Regions from separate parts of the Homo sapiens genome. Here region 2 is linked to region 1. A link is an interaction called in ENCODE POLR2A ChIA-PET data of the cell type or tissue named here. Cell type or tissue: Caco-2. All regions are shown on one strand. Each heading gives the region's core, and the rest is flanking DNA. Links, peaks and the distances in the headings are about the cores only.

What was found. ChIA-PET counts read pairs that join two places held together with the same protein. Peaks named below come from ENCODE experiments on the same cell type or tissue, not always from the same donor. Only the 100,000 strongest peaks of a DNase experiment are listed, where the experiment ranks them.
Region 2: POLR2A ChIA-PET joins it to region 1 with 6 read pairs; 10 of 35 experiments call an interaction of 5 or more read pairs at or near these places.

The regions. Positions count from the first base shown.
Region 1 is chr11:59,786,019-59,788,932 of GRCh38, reverse strand. STX3 (syntaxin 3) reads right to left here. Exons shown (of 11, transcript NM_004177.5): 3 at 1,797-1,896; 4 at 1-60. Among named protein-coding and RNA genes, the nearest start is that of MRPL16, 23 kb to the left of the region's middle. In Caco-2, for the core only: no CTCF peak of the experiment used is centred there; a DNase peak (open chromatin) is centred at 1,721.
Region 2 is chr11:59,663,712-59,666,625 of GRCh38, reverse strand. The region is part of intron 2 of PATL1 (PAT1 homolog 1, processing body mRNA decay factor); the gene reads left to right. Among named protein-coding and RNA genes, the nearest start is that of PATL1, 3.9 kb to the left of the region's middle. In Caco-2, for the core only: no CTCF peak of the experiment used is centred there; no DNase peak of the experiment used is centred there.

The DNA.
Region 1 (2,914 bases), core at 221-2,720:
GGACGTTGTTGGCCCTTTTCTTAATCTCAGTCGTGAGCTGCTCTAGGTCATCCTTGGTTTCTGGGTAAATAAAGGCAGGCAGAATCCGTTAGAAAGGAGAGGACTGATTCCTTTGTGAACTACAGCAATCATCATCAGAGGAGGGGAGCTTTATCGGGCATCCACTGCCCAGAATGGTATTTATCCCTACGCACTCCCCAGCATCTGTCATTAGAATCACAGAGTGCTTATTTTTTTAAAGGCATTTTCCAGGCACCCCATCTCAGTCTACAGAATAAAAATACCCAGGGTTGGAACCACAAAATCAGCTCTTTCAACCCTCCTGAGTAATCCTGCAGCACATAAAATTGTGGAAACTCTGCTTTTAGAGGAAAGAGCCTACCACGGGAGCTTCGGTTGAGAAGGTTCTAGGGAGCTTATGGGGAAAATAGATTTCAACCAAGGCTAATCAACTTAAAATGAGGCAAATATTTATGACATACCTACTACACACATCCTAGGTTGTATGGAGCAAACTAAGTGTTAGCTATAACCATTCATTCAAAAGCCATCCTTCAGCCCCTACTACAACTTTGGAACAGAGCTAGAAACTATGGAATCAGAAAGAAGATCTAGATTTTTCCTGCAAGGTGTTAGAGTCTAGTGGGAGACAAAGGAGAAATAAATCAGCAGCTCTAATATGCAGCGTGGAGTAAGGTATGAGTTCTGGTCAAGGTGTGCACAGCCTGGAGGGATCTGGAAAAGCCTCTAAAGATGGAGATGAGCAGGACTGAGTCTCAAGGACTGTGAGTTGGCCAGGTAGAGAAAGAGACTAAAAGCAGGAATTCCACGAGAAGAAACAGTAAGTAAAGGGTATGAGTGAACAGGAAATGCCTGGGGAACCAGACAGAGTTGCTCTGGCTGAAGCGTGGGAAGCAGGAGGAGGATGGCAGGAGACAGGCTGGCTGGGAAGGCAGGAATGTGATCAAGACAATGCCCATATGCTCTGCTAAAGTGTTCCCACTTCAGTCTTTAGGTAAGAGGGCCCATGGGAAAAATGAAAGAGTGGAATGACAGTGTCAGGCTTGTTCCCTGTTCTTAAGGAACCAAAAATATAGCCCTAAACCACCCGTGTCCAAACCGTGGAACGCACGGATTTTTTTGCTTATCTGTAGTGGCAGATATCAGGAAAATTATGCACAAACCTTTCTTTCAGCGCTTCAGCTATCGTTAGTGTTAGTGTATTTTATGTATGGCCCAAGACAATTCTTCTTCCAATGTGGCCCAGGGAAGCCAAAAGGTTGGACACCCATGCAAACAATTAGGGGAGAAAAAACGTTTGCCTAGGTGGTGGTAACAAACAGGAGTTTAGGGATAGAAGGAATTTCTGTGAACTCGAACCATTTTGGAACACCTCATGGAAAGAAAAAATGGACTTGATCTGGTAGGATTCAGAAAGAGGGCTAGGAAAAGCAGTTCAGGCTGGGGAAATAGTACACGCAGAGGCTCAGAGGAGGGACAGGGCACAGGGTATGTAAGCAGCAGTGGGAATCGTCGCCAGTCAGGAAGAGGGACTAGCTGGGAAACAGGAAAGTCTAGCTAAATGGTTGGAGTGGGACCATGAAGACAAAACCTTGACTGTGGCCAGGCAGTAGGAGCTCAGGTAAGGTAAAGGGGAGGGAAATGAGATAATATGTACACTAGTGCCCTGTAACTTGTACACTTCCCTACTGCTCACGAAGGGCAAGAAAACAAGGCTGGCTCAGCTCCAAGGAAAGGGTGATTGTTGGATGACTCAGTTCTAAGTAAACACTCACTTGGCTCTGGAATCGGTGCAGAGAGAATGATACTGTAGAGTTTCTTAGCCTCCTCTACATGTTCTGAGATCTTGTCAATGTTAAGCCGAGTTTCCTCAATCTATAATCAGAAAGACAATAACCTTCATCATCAAAGAGGAAGTACAGGTCCATGGCTGAGATAAACGTTTGGCAGAGCTGCTGGTGAAAGCTGCCCATCTTCTGGGTTTGTGGAAGAAGATAATGACTTAAAGTCCTCAGCTGCCCAGTGAGTACCCTTTCCATGGTCAGATAAAGTAATCTCAACAGAACAGTTGTTAAAAATCCATACTTGTTGCTCCCTAAGAGTAATACATTCACCCACTTTGGATGAAAGGATTCAGGCCAAAGTCAAGAAGAGCTAAGAAAAACCATGAAGAATGATCAGAGGGGGAGAATCAGCAGACCTTAGCAGGCAGAGCCTTAAAGCCCAAAAAGTGAGAACAGAAAAGAGTGAGGATGAAGGAGAGGGGAAAAAGGAAGGAAGGAAAGAAAGAAGTGAAAGGAAAAGAACAAACCTAGAGAGTGAAAAACACAGAATGAGAGGAAGAGAAAGACAGAAACAGATAGGCCAGGCGCGGTGGTTCATGCCTGTAATCCCAGCACTTTGGGAGGCCGAGGCAGATGGATCATGAGGTCAGGAGATCAAGACCATCCTGGCTAACACAGTGAAACCCCGTCTCTACTAAAAAATGCAAAAAAAAAAAAAAAATTAGCCTGGTGTGATGGTGGGCGCCTGTAGTACCAGCTACTCGGGAGGCTGAGGCAGGAGAATGGCGTGAACCCGGGAGGTGGAGCTTGCAGTGAGCCGAGTTCGCACCACTGCACTCCAGCCTGGACGACACAGCGAGACTGCCTCAAAAAAAAAAAAAAAAGAAAGAAAGAAACAGATAAAGAAAACAAGGAGAGAAAAAGAGAGATACTAGGCAATGAAGGTCTCAGGAGACAGCCCAAGCTTCTCTAGGACACATATGTTCTTGTACTAACTGATTTCCTCAGACGATCAGGACCCAGTAGCTCGAGCCACAGCCCATTTCTGCATATTTCTAAGGCTCCTGATTGTACAAGGCTGTGAGTATCATAAAATATTTCCAGCAGCA
Region 2 (2,914 bases), core at 112-2,611, 120 kb after region 1:
TGCCCCTTCCAGCTATATGATCGATGACTACAGGTTGCCCCTATGAGGGATTCAAATGTTTAGAGAAGTAAACATTTAAGAGAGATTTAAATTAATCCTAGATGAGAGGAATTTTTATTTGTATAACATATAACTTATGGAAAACTAGTGTACTAGTAGAAAATTCAGATTCTAGGATGTGGGTATATGTGTTTCAAAATTTAGTCTATCACTAGTATATAACTTTGCAACTTATAGTATCTTCAAAATATAAAGCTTTTTATAGCAAGAATTTTGGGGGTCAAGAAAGGACTCATAAGTTAGAAAAGTATGCACAGATGAAATTTTGTCCATCCCTGGGTATAGATACATATTATTTATTTATTTATTTATTCTTTTTCGAGATGAAGTCTTGCTCTGTCACCCAGGCTGGAGTGCAGTGGCACGATCTTGGCTCACTGCAACCTCCGCCTCCTGAGTTCAAACAGTTCTCCTGCCTCAGGCTCCCGAGTAGCCGGGATTACAGGTGCCCGCCACCACACCGAGCTAACCAGGCTGGTCTCAAACTCCTGACCTCGTGATCCGCCCATCTCGGCCTCCCAAAGTGCTGGGATTACAGGCCTGAGCCACCGCGCCCAGCCTATAGATACATATTTTAAGAGTTGGAAAAAGTTTAAAAACTGAAGAGCCAAACTAAGGTTACAGGCCACGGGGTTATAAATGCCAAGATGGAAAATTTAGGAAGTAAGCTTATATGATAAAGTTTGAGAACACATGTTACTTAGAACAGGTGTAGAACAAGTGGAGTAATAAATTGAAATTTAAATTTTTAAACTGTATACATACACATATATTTGTTTTGAGACAGAGTCTTGCTCTGTCACCTAGACTGGAGTGCAGTAGCATGATCTCGGCTCACTGCAGCTTCTGCCTCCCCAGTTCAAGCAGTTCTCCTGTCTCAGCCTCCCAAGTAGCTGAGAACACAAGCGCCCGGCTAATTTTTGTATTTTTAGTAGAGACAGGGTTTCTCCATGTTGGCCAGGGTGGTCATGAACTCCTGACCTCAAGTGATCCCTCCTCAGCCTCCCAAAGTGCTGGGATTACAGGTGCAAGCCACCACGCCTGGCCAAAACTGTATATTTTTAAGCAAATGAATAGGTAAGAGTCAATGCAGATATGTTTGCTTAGACTTGGTGCTGGAAAGCAGCAATAACAGCGTTTATGTTCAAATGTATAAATGTGTGTGATTCTTTTGTAGTCGCAACACTTCTGTCTGTGCAACAAATACTCCAAGTTAAGTCATAAGGAAAAAGAGAAAATTTAGCAATAGTCAGTAATCCCAAGATGTTGAATATCAAAAACAAATAAGAGGCCTTAAAGTATTATAATGGTCACTGGTTTTGCAGTGACCTAATACATTTATTAAAGCTTAGACTGACTTGAATAAACTGGCAAAAATGAAGGTGTTTTAATATTGTCAGTCATTTGTAAAATTCATTAGAGAACTAAAACTTTGTTATGATTAGAAGCAGCAAGAAAAGTGTTGAAAGTAGAAGCTAGACTCATGATGGAAAGGAATCAAAGACCTTTTGGATTATAGGCATGGGTTAGGAGATGAGATTGTCCAGGAGGATAACATGATCCAAGATGCTATTATCTCTCTCCATGGAGATCACAGGCAAAGAGATGTAGAGTGGAATTACAAAAGCAGGAAACTGATGTGAATTGCAAATTATATTTGGAAGATAGTTTAGTGATAATCAGTAGGACACAATAAGCTATTTGTGGTGGTTCAAGCCCACAGCTCTCAGCACTTTGGGAGGTCAAGGCAGGAGGATCACTTGAGGCCAGGAGTTCAAGACCATCCTCGGCAACATAGTGAGACTCTTTCTCCACAAAATTTTTTTTGAAAAATAGCCAGGCATGATGGTATGTACCACTTAGGAGGTTGAGGCTGAGGCTGGAGGATCCCTTGAGCCCAGGAGTTCAGGGCTGCATCAGCTATGATGGTGCCACTGCATTCCAGCCTGGGTAACAGAGCGAGACCTTGTCTCTAAAAAGTTAATTAAATACTTTAAAAATAGAATACCATAGAAGCTACCAACATGTGCTTGTTTCTAGAACTCTTTTTCTATTAAAATACTGTACTGAATGTTAACCATTTTTTCAACAAATTCTTCAGTATTAAAATGAATTAGCTAGAATTGATTTATAGACATTAAAATGAGGCAGCATTGTACCATGTTCTCAGTTTTCAACCTGGACAGAAGAGGAAGAGTCATACCTTCTCATTGACTTCCAGAGTGCTATGGACAGTCTTTTTTTCCTGAGTTTCTATTTTTTCTCATAAGATGGGAATAATATTGCCTTAAAAGGATGTTAGAGTGTCCGGAACGGTATTTTATATGATGGGAAAGAAGAAAAGTGTACACGTGCTGAAAAAGCCATTAGGTTTACACAGTAAAAGAACAGGTAGTACAAAGTTAAGGCAATTAAATAGCATATGATTAGCCCACTTTGTACCTTAGGGCCAAAGGGTGATTAGAAAGGATTTTTTGGCCAAGAAAGTTTATAATAATATAGAGAAAAGATTTCCAAAGGTGAGCCCTTTCCCTTGAGAGTGTAATGTACTGGAATTGTAAAGTGAAGATCTTAATTCCTCATAACAGCTTGGTGTAAATACTATAAAAAGAAAATTGTTTTCCAAGTCAACCTGTGACTTCTTTGATACTCCTCTGCAGGTTGATATAAAGCTGGTATAGAGAGTTTAAATCAAGAGGTGAAATGTCAGACCTTTGACATTTGTTTTGATTTTATGATTTTTAATTCATATAGCGGGCATCTGGAATAATACCTGCTATTACAGTAGACATTTTAGGTCACTGGCTACAAATGGTCACCTTTCCTTAAGAAACTAGTCTTCTGCATGAAAAAA